Linked DNA regions of Homo sapiens: regions 1 and 2 are each linked to region 3. The links are chromatin contacts, found by Hi-C or POLR2A ChIA-PET in ENCODE. All regions are on one chromosome and are shown on one strand. Each heading gives the region's core, a stretch centred on a gene start or an enhancer-like site at or near the end of the contact. The rest is flanking DNA. Distances are from core to core; before and after follow the strand shown. Region 1 holds the start of ZSWIM7 (zinc finger SWIM-type containing 7). Region 2 holds the start of PIGL (phosphatidylinositol glycan anchor biosynthesis class L). Region 3 holds the start of COPS3 (COP9 signalosome subunit 3).

Region 1 (4,389 bases), core at 1,540-4,039, 1.3 Mb before region 3:
TTGGGAAGCCAAGGCAGGTGGACCTCTTGAGCTCCAGACTTCGAGTCCAGCCTAGGCAACATAGTGAGACCTTGTCTCTACAAAAAATACAAAAAACTAGCCAGCTGTGGTATTGTGTGCCTGCAGTCCCAGATACTCACTTGGGAGGCTGAGGTGGGAGGATCATCTGAGCCTAGGAGGTCAAAGCTACAGTGAGCTTTGATCATGCTATTGCACATCAGCCTGGGTGACAGACTGTCTCAAAAAAAAAAAAAAGAGGTAGTAAACTGAGAAAAAGAAAACTGTAGGATATACTAAACATAGGACCCAACAAAGATACAGAGAATTCCCAGATAATAATGGTTAAGAGAGATCTCAGCAAACAGCCGAGAGATCAGCCAGTCCATATTAAGCAAGTCCGAAGGCTCTAGAGATGTCTTCAGGAAGGTGAAACTGATAACATACTTCGTTCATCTGAACATCTTGAGGGGAGATTGAGAACACTAGTAAAGGATGTGAGGTTAAAGTAGGAATAAATATGTAAAAAACTAAATAAGCACATAAACAAAACCAAGATAGTTGTAACTCCAGGGAAATCCAAAAGTTACAAAGAAAACAAAAAGTAATCATAGCTTCCTACATGGTTCCACTGTGACTAGTTTATATATCATCATACAAATAAAACTTGGAATCTTGATCTAAAAAAATTACCACTGAAGAATGGGGGTTAGGAAGGGTGCATAACTATATATTAATAGAAAAAAGATTTTGAAAAAGACAGAAAACAGGGCTTCTGAAAATAAACATGAATCAACAGCATTGGTTCCTGTGTCTGAACCATGGGTGTCAGGGGCAATGATTATGCCCCCTTCAGGACTGTCAATGTGTCTTGTGAACCTTCTTGTTGGAGGGAAAAAACCCAAAACTGGCTGGGCACGGTGGCTCACGCCTGTAATCCCAGCATTTTGGGAGGCTGAGGTGTCCGTATCACAAGGTCAGGAGTTTGAGACCAGCCTGGCCAATATGGTGAAACCCCGTCTCTTCTAAAAATACACAAATTAGCCGGGTGTGGTGGCATGCGCCTGTAGTCACAGCTACTTGGGAGGCTGAGGCAGGAGAATCACTTGAACTTGGGAAGCGGAGGTTGCACTGAGCTGAGATCGCCCATTGCACTCCAGCCTGGGAGACAGAGCAAGACTCTGTCTAAAAAAAAAAAACAAACCAACCCAAACTACTGTCAGTGTATGGATTAACCTATTCAGACACAGAACAGTTCTGGCGATTATTGTTTAAAGTGACAGCATTCCAAACCCTCAGGCCATCAAATCTGAGAGCCCAGAACAATTGTATAAGCTAACATCAGTTGGCTTTTTTCCCATCCTTTTTGGAAACAAGTATGTTTGAATACTTGGCTGCACTAATCTTTCAAGCACATATACTTAAGTCTCCTTAATTTTGACTGAGATGAGGAAACAAAGTTGGCTTATTTTTCTCAGTTCCTTAAAAACAGTAACTCAAGATAAACCCTTTCAAAATGCAGTACAGTACTTTTAAAACAAAAGCCATCCAAGTTGAATAAGCGATGGCAGTTTGGGGGCCTGATATGGCTGTTATTTATAAGGTGGCCATTTTTACATCCTAAGAGTAGTTCATTAGTCAATGCATTTTGAGTATATCAAATTTGATTTGATCTTATCCTAGCATACTCTGAACACATCTTGAGATCAACCCTTCTCAAGTGATTTTGGTGAGCATAGCCAAAGAGTACCCTCTGCTGGTCAGAAAAAAAATGGTGCTTTCACAATACCCAGATTTACTCCAACGATTGCATATGCATTTAGGTTTTGTGGCTCTTAAAATGCTTTTTTTTTTTTTTTTGAGATGGAATTTCGCTCTTGTTGCCCAGGCTGGAGTGCAATGGCGCGATCTCGGCTCACGGCAACCTCCGCCTCCCGGGTTCAAGCGATTCTCCTGCCTCAGCCTCCTGAGTAGCTGGAATTACAGGCGCCCGCCACCACGCCCAGCTAATTTTTTGTATTTTTAGTAGAGACGAAGTTTCACCATGTTGGCCAGGCTGGTCTCGAACTCCTGACCTTAGGTAATCCAACTGCCTCGGCCTCCCAAAGTGCTGGGATTACGGGAGTGAGCCACTGCGCTGGGCCTACTTTTTAAAGTGTATGGAAGCATTAACTTTAATGTTAACATCAGAATTTGAGAAAAAGAAGTTTAATAATTCAAAATTTCGTGTAAAATAATCAAGAACTCCACGTTTCTATCACTCACTGTAGGCTCCCGTCCCTTCCACCCCCGGGCGGGGACCCCTCCCAGCGACCCGGCCAGCTCTCAGCACTTCGGTCCCCACTGGCCTACTCGCTCCGACGGAGGGGCTCCTGCAACTGCGCTGTACCGTAAATATTTGCTGAATCGATTTGACTTTTACTTGTTCCAATTTCGCTTTTTTGTTGTTTTGTTTTTTTGTCTTTTTACGAACAAGAGGTTTAGAGAACCACATGGAAAAAAGGCAGGGCCAGGCCCGGACACCCCGCCTCCTGCCTCCCGGCCCGGCGGTGCCCGGATGCCCCGCCCGCGCCCATGGCGCAGCCACACACGACCTCGGTCCCGTACTTCGCGCGCTCTCCTGCACCGCCGCCGCCATCTCGCTCAGGAGCTCCTCCACAACCGCCGGCAACACTACGGCCATCGCGCCGCAGGACACGCCCTCCACGACCGGCGGACCGCCGCGACGCTCCAGCTGACTGCGCCTACCTGTGGAGGATCCTGACCCCCCGCCGGGGCAGGGCGAGACGGAGTGACGTCGGGGCGCGTCATCGCGCGTGCGGACGCAGGGATGTCCTGCTCAGTCGTCAGGGCCCGGCCAATCCGGAGGGCGCTCGGCGCGTGGTCGGGGGCCAGGAGCGCGTCTGGCCTGCAGTGCGCAGAGGACGCGGCGGGAGCATGTTCCGGCTCCTGAGCTGGAGCCTGGGCCGAGGCTTCCTGCGGGCCGCGGGGCGGCGGTGCCGGGGCTGCTCCGCGCGCCTGCTCCCGGGGCTGGCAGGAGGTCCGGGGCCCGAGGTGCAGGTGCCGCCATCCCGAGTCGCGCCGCACGGCCGGGGCCCAGGCCTGCTGCCGCTGCTGGCAGGTGAGGGGCGCGGGCCGGGCGGGGCCGGCCGGGCGGGGACAGGGGCGCGGGCCGGGCCCGATGACCTCAGAGCCCCTTCCCGCAGCGCTCGCCTGGTTCTCGAGGCCCGCTGCGGCAGAGGAGGAGGAGCAGCAGGGAGCCGACGGGGCCGCTGCCGAGGACGGGGCGGACGAGGCCGAGGCAGAGATCATCCAGCTGCTGAAGCGAGCCAAGGTGAGGCGGCTCCGGGCCCTGCGCCCGGCCGAGCGCGGTAGCCTTTGTGAGCGGGGTCTTGGCGTTGCTGCGCATTACTCTCTCCGCCTCGCCGAAGAGTGGATGGAGGCTCCGCGGGTAAAATTGCCGAGAATGAGGTGGGTCATCCGAGAGGGGATTGGAATCCATCCAGGCTTTTCCGACTCTAAGGCCTGCAGTAAAACCTCTGCAGTGTCAAGTGCAAATGGAGATGGCGCCCTAGGCATCACGCTTTATGCAAACGAAATATCGGGAACGTTTTGTAGTGGTTTTATCAATTAACCAGCCTATCTGAAATGACATAATTTCGCACGTATATAGCGGCCTGAAAATGGCAACTTAGTGTTGGTTATGCGGTTCGGTTCTCCTCCTGAATTCTTCCTTTTCTCCACATCCTTTTCTATTTTTTTTTCCTCCTCTTTTCCCAAGTTATCTCATCTCTTCCATTGAGCTAAATACCTACTCGATGCCAACAACGTCCAAATTTGTATTTCCATTCTGTAGTGTGCTACTGACATGCCATTTGCACTTTAGGACCATACCTACCTCTCAGATTTAACATGCCCAAAACTAAACGATCTTTAATGCCTCCTCAACATACGCTTTCGCCATCTCTTTACTACCATCAGTTTTTCAGCCTAAAAACCTCATAGTCATTCTTAAAACTTGTGGTACCTTACCATTGCCTTCCAATACACTTACAGTCCAGCAACAAGTCCTGTTGCCAACAAATGCAAAATATTTCTCAAATCTTTCCCCTTTTGTCTATCTCCCTTGCTGTCACCCTAGTGCAAACCATCATTGCCACCAACTATGCTCCAGTAGTCTTTCCTGGCCTCCTGGCCTCTTGCAATCTATTCTCCATGCAGAAACCAAAGCGACCAAAAAAAAAAAGAGTAAATTGGATTATGTCATCTCCTTGTCAGAAAGCTCTGAATGGCTACCCACTGCATTTATGATAAAATACAAACTCCTTGCCTTGGCTTGCAACACCCCACATGATCTAAACCAGCATATACCTTGCCCACCCATTTGGCAGT
Region 2 (4,546 bases), core at 194-2,693, 1.1 Mb before region 3:
AGCGCTGCTGCCATCGTGCCCTGGGCTTGTGCGCCCCCCGCCTGCCCGTCTGTTCCGCGCGCCCGAGGCCTTCCTCAGGCGTGGGAAAAGGAAAAACTCCAGGCCGTGGAAGGGACCCTGCAAACCCCTCCGCGGCGTGGTGGGGCGGCGGCGGCCTCCTCTGGCCGGAGCTGCGTACAGGGAAGCCGGTCCCCTCGTGGCTGGGAGCTGGAGGGGTGCATTTCGACCTGCCCAAGATACTTTCTAGGGCTCTGGCTGGAATTCGCACCAAGCCCTCACTGAAATGCTGGGCGAGGCCGATTTGTCCACGATGTTGCTCCTTAACCTTAAGTTACTTGCAAGAGGAGCCTGTGGCCCTCGCGACTGTTAAGTGCACGCTCAGCCTCACCCTGCTGGGGAAACGACGGTTCCTCGTAACCGCACGCATACGTTCCTTTAGAAAAGCCAGGCCCGACCGGACGCAGTGGGTCACGCTTGTAATCCCAGCACTTAGGGAGGCCGAGGCGGGCCATCACTTAAGGTCAGGAGTTCGAGACCAGCCTGACGAACATGGAGAAACCCCGTCACTACTAAAAATACAAAAATTAAGCGGGCGTGGTGGCGCGCGCCAGTAATCCCAGCTACTGGGGAGACCGAAGTGGGAGAATTGCTTGAACGCGGGAGGCTGAGGTAGCAGCGAACCTAGGTCGCGCCACTGCACTCCAGCCTGGGCGACGGAGCCAGACCGTTTCAAAAAAAAAAAAGAAAGGGCCGGGCGCGGTGGCTCAGGCCTGTAATCCCAGCACTTTGGGAGGCCGAGGCGAGCGGATCACGAAGTCAGGAGTTCGAGACCAGCCTAGTTAACATGGTGAAACCCCCTCTCTACTAAAAATACAAAAATTAGCTGGGCGTGGTGGCGCGCGCCTATAGTCCCAGCTACTCGGGAGGCTGAGGCAGAAGAGTCGCTTGAACCCGGGAGACAGAGGTTGCAGTGAGCCGAGATCGCTCCACTGCACTCCAGCCTGGGCGACAGAGCCTCTCAAAAAAAAAAAAAAAGGTAAAGAAAGCCATCCAAAAGTGAGAAGGAATAACAAAGTTGGTGTAACTGGCTATTTTGGAAAACTGTCATACGGATAACGGGCTGTCTAACCCTATAATTACGAGAAAGGCCCGAGTTTTAAGAAATGAATTCGAAAATGAAGAGGAAGGAACTCTTCCTATAAGTGGGAGCTTATATATAAGACGCTTCCTTTTAAACCGATTGTACAGTGTGGTAGGACTAGGGTAGGAAACTGGACGGCATGGAGACTTCTGTGTTAAAACACAAGAGAACCCTTAACGTTAAAACCTCAAGCTTCCGGAGCATGTCGGCGGGAGGGACTTAACAGCGGAACCCAACATTCCCCGGTGAAGTTTTCCAGCCGGAGTCAGGGTCAGAGGCAGCCTTTCCTACTGCGCAGGCTCAGTGCTGCTTACCCATCATGGAAGCAATGTGGCTCCTGTGTGTGGCGTTGGCGGTCTTGGCATGGGGCTTCCTCTGGGTTTGGGACTCCTCAGAACGAATGAAGAGTCGGGAGCAGGGAGGACGGCTGGGAGCCGAAAGCCGGACCCTGCTGGTCATAGCGCACCCTGACGATGAAGCCATGTTTTTTGCTCCCACAGTGCTAGGCTTGGCCCGCCTAAGGCACTGGGTGTACCTGCTTTGCTTCTCTGCAGGTAGGAGGCCATAGGAGGGGCGATGGGAGCCGGGGCTTTGAAAGGGATTTAAGTGCTAACCGATCTCAGTCGCCTTCTTCTCGAAGTTTTCCGTAGGGAGCTAAGTGAATACACCGAAGGTCTTACCTCTGAACCCCTCACAGCCTAGGGACAGGAGCGGCCGGCTTACCTGGTGGGTTGGGGGACGTCGGCAGCTCGCGTACTACGCCAGCAGGATTGAGGAGCAGAGAAACAGTTGCAGTTGGTTGTATTCAGTACCTGCATTTCCGTTGGGAACTCCACCTGTACTTGTTATTCTGTGGAACTTTTTTTTATTTGTAGAAGGAGCAAGAATATTGACCTTACTATATAGCACACGAAACAATCTATGCTGTATCGTGCCTGCTCAATCCTTAAAGTTAACTTCTAATGATAGTAAAAGACCTTCCTGCTGCCTTTAAAATGCAGCTTGTGCTAGTAACATGCATGTGTCAAATTGAAGAATTAGACATAGATGACTAGATAGAAAGTAATTTTGTAGGTAATTTTAGAGTTCAACTCCACCCAGCTTTCAGTGAAGGAACCTTTCAAATAATAGATTTTTGCTTACCATAGAGAAAAGATCAAATGACAAAGCAAATATTGACCATTAAGCTGGAATATGGTGATAATTGAACAGTTGTATAAATGAAGTAATTGAATTGTACACATACAATGGGTGAATTTTATGGCATGTCAAAGTATACCTCAATAAAGCTATTTTTTTAAATTGCCCATGACCTCTTTTCCCATTTGTTTGTGTGTCTTTCCAATTCTTTTTCTATACAGCTTCTTCACAGAAATCACATTTTATAAAATTTTATATCGTTTTTACTCGACATTACTTTTTCATTTATTTACCAAATACTTATTAAACATTTATGTGCTAGGCCTTATTCTATGCCCTAGGGATACAAAAGTGGAAAGCTAGATAAGAGCAGTGTCCTCATGAAACTTTAAACATCTACCTATATTAATTAGATCTAAATGTATAGCCTGTTAAATGGCTTCATCGGGATAAACCTTAATCATCCCTTATTGTTTGTACATTCAGAGGGTTTTTTCCTAGTTTATTGCAAAGAGCAGAGAACATCTTTATGTATTTTATATTATTTCATGAGTATTAATTTTTAAAATTGGCTGTTTTTAGGCTTTGCATTGCAAAACACATTCCCAAAAACAAAATGCCAACTTACTCTTTTTTTTTTTTTTTTTTTCTGAGATAGTCTCGCTCTGTTGCCCAGGCTGGAGTGCCGTGGCGTGATCTCGGCTCACTGCAACCTCCACCACCCGGGTTCAAGTGATTCTCCTGCGTCAGCCTGCCAAGTAGCTGGGTTTACAAGCGCATGCCACCACACCTGGCTAATTTTTGTATTTTTAGTAGAGATGAGGTTTCACCATGTTAGCCAGGCTGGTCTCAAACTCCTGACCTCTAGTGATCCACCTGCCTTGGCCTCCCAAAGTGCTTGGGATTACAAGTGTGAGCCACCATGCCTGGCCTACCTATTTACATTCTTACTGGCACTAATGAGAGTATCTGTCTTAATATACTACTTTCTGTAGCATTGACTGACATTTTTTATAAATTTTTTTTTTTTTTTTTTTGAGACGGAGTCTTGCTCTATCGCCTAGGCTGGAGTGCAGTGGCGCAATCTCGGCTCACTGTAAGTTCTGCCTCCTGGGTTCACGCCCTTCTTTCTGGGACTACAGGCGCCCGCCCGCCACCATGCCCAGCTAATTTTTTTATTTGTTTTTAGTTTTTAGTAGAGACGGGGTTTCACTGTGTTAGCCAGGATGGTCTTGATCTCCTGAACTTTTGATCTGCCCGCCTCAGCCTCCCAAAGTGCTGGGATTACAGGCGTAAGCCACCACACCTGGCCATTTTTTATAAATTTCTTAATTTGTTTAGTATCTTCTCCCCCAAAAACCTTTGTTACCAGTAAAAGTAAACCATTTTACATATTTATTAAGAATTGGAGCCCAAGCACTTTTCTTCTAAAATTTATGCTCTGTTAAGAATATTAATTGCAAATAGTTACAAGTAATGCCACCATTTTTTCTTAGCTTCTAGGTTTGGTGGGGGGTTTTTTGTTTAGTTTTCTTTTTGAGATGGAGTCTCACTCTGTCACCCAGGCTGGAGTGCAGGGGCGCAATCTCAGTTCACTGCAACCTACGCCTCCTGAGTTTAAGCAATTCTCTTACCTCAGCCTCTCGAGTAGCTGGGACTACAGTGTGCACCACATGTTGGGCTAATTTTTGTATTTTTGGTAGAGCTGAGGTTTTGCTGGGATAGCCAGGCTAGTCTCGAACTCCTGACAAGTGATCCACCCACCTCGGCCTCCCAAAGTGCTGGGATTACAGGTGTGAGCCACCACACCCGGCTGGCCAGCTTTTAGTTGTATTTGTATTTTATATTACAACTATAGGAGTCAAATTATAAGCAAATTTGTTACAAGGTCTTCAAAAGAAGCCTGGATTTTATTTGCAAAACATTATAGGTATAGCTGTTTAATAAACTTACCCTTATTTTCAATAGGTTCATAAAAATTTGGGACCAGAATTGAAAATTTTTTCAAATAAAAAATATAGGCCGGGCATGGTGGCTCATGCCTGTAATCCGAGCACTTTGGGAGGCCGAGGCGGGCAGATCATGAGGTCAAGAGATCAAAACCATCTTGGCCAACATGTTGAAACCCCGTCTCTCCTACAAATACAAAAATTAGCTGGCTGTGGTGGTCCACGCCTGTAGTCCCAGCTACTCGGGAGGCTGAGGCAGGAGAATCACTTGAACCCAGGAGGCGGAGGTTACAGTGAGCTGAGATCGCGCCACTGC
Region 3 (4,237 bases), core at 1,630-4,129:
TAATGCTTAAAATACAAGTGACTATAGCTAGGTACTTTTGATAATTTAACACTTTTCAATTTGATACATTTTACTGAAAGCAAAGGAAATGTATCATTATTATACATGCATTACAAAACAAGAATAAAACAGCTGTGATCTTATTAGGTGTCACCTCTTGAGATCACACAGATTTAACTGGGAAATACCAACTCATCATCATTGTATTACAGATCTCACTGGTAGGTATGAAGTAACTTCTAGTTGAATAATTTGCCTTTGTAAACCATTACTCTAAATATATTAACAATAATTTGTAACACCCAGAAATAAGCATTGCAATCCATTAGTTCTCTACTAGTTAACAATCAGTGCCCAGTTGAGACTGAAATAAAAGCTGGGTCACTATGAAATCACCAGATAATTAATTAGTGCAGGGCCAAGGGCAGAGTAAAAAAAAAAAGTTTAAGTGTCACAGAGTGCATTTGAAATCAGTGTAACCAGAGATGTGGCCAATAAAATTCTTTTTTTTCTTTTTTTTTTTTTTGAGACGGAGTCTTGCTCTGTCACCCAGACTGGAGGGCAGTGGCGCGATCTTGGCTCACTGCAAGCTCCACCTCCCAGGTTCATGCCATTCTCCTGCCTCAGCCTCCCGAGTAGCTGAGATTACAGGCGCCCGCCACCATGCCTGGCTAATTTTGCATTTTTAGTAGAGACAGGGTTTCACCATGTTGGCCAGGGTGGTCTTGAACTCCTGACCTCAGATGATCCGCCCGCCTCGGCCTCCCAAAGTGCTGGAATTACAGGAGTGAGCCACTGCGCCTGGCCTGAAACTCAAAGATTTCCTATCCAGTGAGTGTGAGGCACAGTAGCCGACAGCAATGAAAGTTACCATATTTATCTCTGTCTAGCAGACTGTTCCTATAGCATCCTATAACCTGAAGACCACAACAGCCCTAGTTCTGTTTTGTAATTAAGAAAATTGGCCCAGGGAAATTAAGTGGTTCACCCAAGAAGTGACCGCGACAGGATTTCAACCTGAAGCTTCTAACTACACTACACCCCAGGAAGGAGAACACTAAGTATTTGTCGAATAAATTAACAAACCAGTGGTTCCTTTATTCATAGAAAAGGCAAGCCTGTGCCTTCCCTGTGAACCTCATTTCTATTAATAAAAAGGAAAAAGAGGAAGAATTCTTATTAAGTGCAGCTCCATATCAGACCATTTGTCTTACACCAGTGAGGTAAAAGCACCCCTCCATTTTTACAATGGAGATGCAAAAGACTCAGAGATTAAAGGTTATTTGTCCAAGGTCAAGCAGCTCCTAGAACTTTGCAATTAATGACGGTAACAATAATTTGCAGCTATATTTATTGCACCCCTTATGACAGGCACTGTTCCAACTGCTTTTACATGGTTTCTCTCATTGAATCTTCACAACTCTACATAAACTAGGGACTTATTTTGCAGACGAAGAAACTGAAGCACGGGATAGTTAAAAGGGCCTTCACAGCCAGCATCTAATCATTCGAATTTCAGGTCCAGAATTCGGTACATTCATACGCAATGAATGAACCAAACAACCTGGAAAGTGCGAGTAAAATCATCACAATTCTACCCCTAGAAATGGAGTCCTGGCCGGGCGCAGTGGCTCACGCCTGTAATCCTAGCACTTTGGGAGGCCGAGGTGGGCGGATCACTTCAGGTGAGGAGTTCGAAACCAGCTTGGCCAACATGGTAAAAACCCCATCTCTATTAAAAATACGAAAAAATTAGCCGCGTGGGCTGGCCGCGGTGGCTCATGCCTGTAATCCCAGCACTTTGGGAGGCCGAGGCCAGTGGATCACCTGAGATCAAGGTTCGAGACCAGCCAGGCCAACATGGTGAAACCCTGTCTCTACTAAAAATACAAAAATTAGCCGGGCAGGCGCCTGTAATCCCAGCTACTCGGGAGGCTGAGACAGGAGAATCGCTTGAACCTCGAAGGCGAAGGTTGAGGTGAGCCGAGACCGCGCCACTGCACTCCAGCCTGGGAGACAGTGAGACTCCGTCTCAAAAAAAAAAAAAGCCGTGTGAGCTGGCGGGCGCCTGTAATCTCAGCTACTCGGGAGGCTGAGACAGGAGAATCGCTTGAAGCCGGGAGGCTGAGGTTGCAGTGAGCCGAGATCGCGCCACTGCACTCCAGCCTCGGCTAAAAAAAAACAAAGAAGAAGAAATGGAGTCCTACGAGCGAGAGCTTCCGCAGCATTCTGTAGGACCAAAATAGGCGCACAGGTTCCCGAGCGTGCGCCGCCTGGCAGCGGAGGAGCTGGCAGAGGCGAGCCATAGAGCCAAGACACCCAGAACGGACTCGCCTCCCGCCCGCTCCCGGCGGCCTAGTCAGCAAGCTGCGGATCGGCGGCAAAGATGACATGGCGGTGCGCCAATCACCGAAGGCAAGAGAGACAGAAGGAACCAATAGTCGCCCGAGATGGCTCCTGGCGGAAGTCACGCCCCCAAACTGTCAAGCAAAGCGCCCGGTGGAAGGGGCCCAGGCCGGGGGGAGGGGGCTCCCGGCGGCCCGAGGGAGGGGAGGCCGGCCGGCGAGGACAGCGGAGCGCGAGGGGGCTGCCTACACTCGGCCGCGCTCGATCCTGCCCTGATCTAAACGCCGCAACCCCAAGCCCGGCCCCGGAGAAGAGTCTCAGGACTAAAAGGGCTGTTCCAGCCGTCCGTGCTGGCGCCTGGGGATCCAGGCCAGTTCCCGGTACCCGCCCATGCCCAGCCCGGCGGCCTAGGGCGTTACCTTGAGCTGAGAGCTGTCGGACACTGTTCACGAACTGCTCCAGGGCAGACGCCATGTTTTCCCCCGGGCGGCCCGAGCGGCGAAGGCAGCACGCGCGGGAAAAGGCTGCCGCTCTGGGAGGAGGGGCCGCGGCGATCCACCTGAGGTCCTCGCGAGCGGCGACGTCACTTCCGCTGGTTCAAGCACCGCGAGACTATACCTAGCTGCCCACCCGTTACTGTTTCCATGGAAACAGCCTGAATTCGCCGTAGCCGGAAATTAGTGTTCCATAGTCCCCTGCATCTTTATTCACTGCACTTCTGAAATCCCTCCGCAGGTTAAATGGGGATAGTGGGCAAAAGAAGGAAGGAAACTCATAATTAAGCAAGTATTTTCTGGTTCTGGATTTTGCTAGAGAGGCCCTGCGGTTTTCCACCTGGACAGATACTTCAATGAAGCACAACTTCGTTGCCACGTCTCCCGTGAGGTTTTCCCCGTGATATTAGACTCTGGAGCCAAGCAGCCTGGGTTCAACTGCCTTTTCTACCACTTAGTAGCTGTGTGACGTTGAGCGGGTCACTTGACTGTCGTGTGCATTGTTTTCCCCATCTGTAAAATCTTAGTGTCCTTAACCACGTAAAACACTTAGGACAGTGCATAGGACGTAGGGAGAACTATAGTTATTCATTCAAGGTGTACGTTGAATGAATCGATCCCTTCCCTGCAAAAAATAAATAAATAAGTAACACCACACACAGAAAGTGAATTGATTTTTCCCATCTGGGATTGATGTCTCCCTCCTCCGCTTGTCGCCTAAAGCACTTTGTTCTTCTCATGTTGCACTTCTACTCTGTTACAGAAATGTGTCTCTATAGTCCATGTGATATCTGTAAACCAAAAATAAAAGTCTAAGCCCCCCAACTGACTGGTGGACCCTATCTGAAGCCAAGGACATTCCAATTTATCCTGAAAAACTAGTTCAGGCCATGATGGGAAGTGGTAGTCAGACATGCCTCACAAACATCAACACAGAGACCTTAAGACTGGTAGACTCAAGACTGATAAGAAATATTTACAATCTATTCTGTCTGAATAGCAGGCTACCTGGAAGCCTCATCTGCATGATAAAACCTTGGTCTCCACAACCCCTTATAATCATAACCCAGATATTTCTTTCTATTTACTTCCAGGTCTTTAGATAATAACTCTTTCAACCAATTACCAATCAAAAAATCTTTAAGTCTACCTATAAGGTAGAAGCCCCCCACTGCCCCGAGTTAGCCCGTCTTTCCGATCCTAACCAACGTACATCTTACATGTATTGATCGATGACTCATGTCTCCCTAAAATGTATAAAACCAAACTGTACCCGCACCTTGGGCACATGTCCTGAGGAGCTCCTGAGGCCGTGTTATCATCGCATCCTTCACCTTGGCAATATAAACTTTCTCGATTGAGACTGGTCTCAGATACTTTTGGTTTACGGATCCATT

Evidence for each region. Hi-C counts contacts between places; a loop is a spot of excess contacts on that map. ChIA-PET counts read pairs that join two places held with the same protein, here RNA polymerase II (POLR2A). Pooled maps may share reads with other maps.
Region 1: a loop to region 3 is called in a pooled map, with 7 times the contacts of the local background. The contact joins the promoter of ZSWIM7 here to the promoter of COPS3 in region 3. A Hi-C loop is called at or near these places in 1 of 50 pooled maps. POLR2A ChIA-PET finds 5 or more read pairs at or near these places in 2 of 52 experiments (A673 and GM10248).
Region 2: a loop to region 3 is called in a pooled map, with 23 times the contacts of the local background. The contact joins the promoter of PIGL here to the promoter of COPS3 in region 3. A Hi-C loop is called at or near these places in 1 of 37 single-sample maps with no recorded cell type and 8 of 50 pooled maps. POLR2A ChIA-PET finds 5 or more read pairs at or near these places in 2 of 52 experiments (H1 and HCT116).

Annotation. Positions count from the first base shown.
Region 1 is chr17:15,996,915-16,001,303 of GRCh38, forward strand. ZSWIM7 (zinc finger SWIM-type containing 7) reads right to left here and starts at 2,790. Exons shown (of 5, transcript NM_001042697.2): 1 at 2,605-2,790. The coding sequence starts at 2,680. TTC19 (tetratricopeptide repeat domain 19) reads left to right here and starts at 2,910. Exons shown (of 10, transcript NM_017775.4): 1 at 2,910-3,118; 2 at 3,204-3,331. The coding sequence starts at 2,935. RefSeq lists silencers at 2,364-2,523, 2,874-3,263 and an enhancer at 2,664-2,753.
Region 2 is chr17:16,215,767-16,220,312 of GRCh38, forward strand. It overlaps PIGL (phosphatidylinositol glycan anchor biosynthesis class L), which reads left to right and starts at 1,444. Exons shown (of 7, transcript NM_004278.4): 1 at 1,444-1,695. The coding sequence starts at 1,461. RefSeq lists enhancers at 1-396, 1-33, 1,220-1,469.
Region 3 is chr17:17,278,367-17,282,603 of GRCh38, forward strand. COPS3 (COP9 signalosome subunit 3) reads right to left here and starts at 2,880. Exons shown (of 12, transcript NM_003653.4): 1 at 2,766-2,880. The coding sequence starts at 2,820. RefSeq lists enhancers at 2,268-2,327, 2,978-3,077 and a silencer at 2,518-2,757.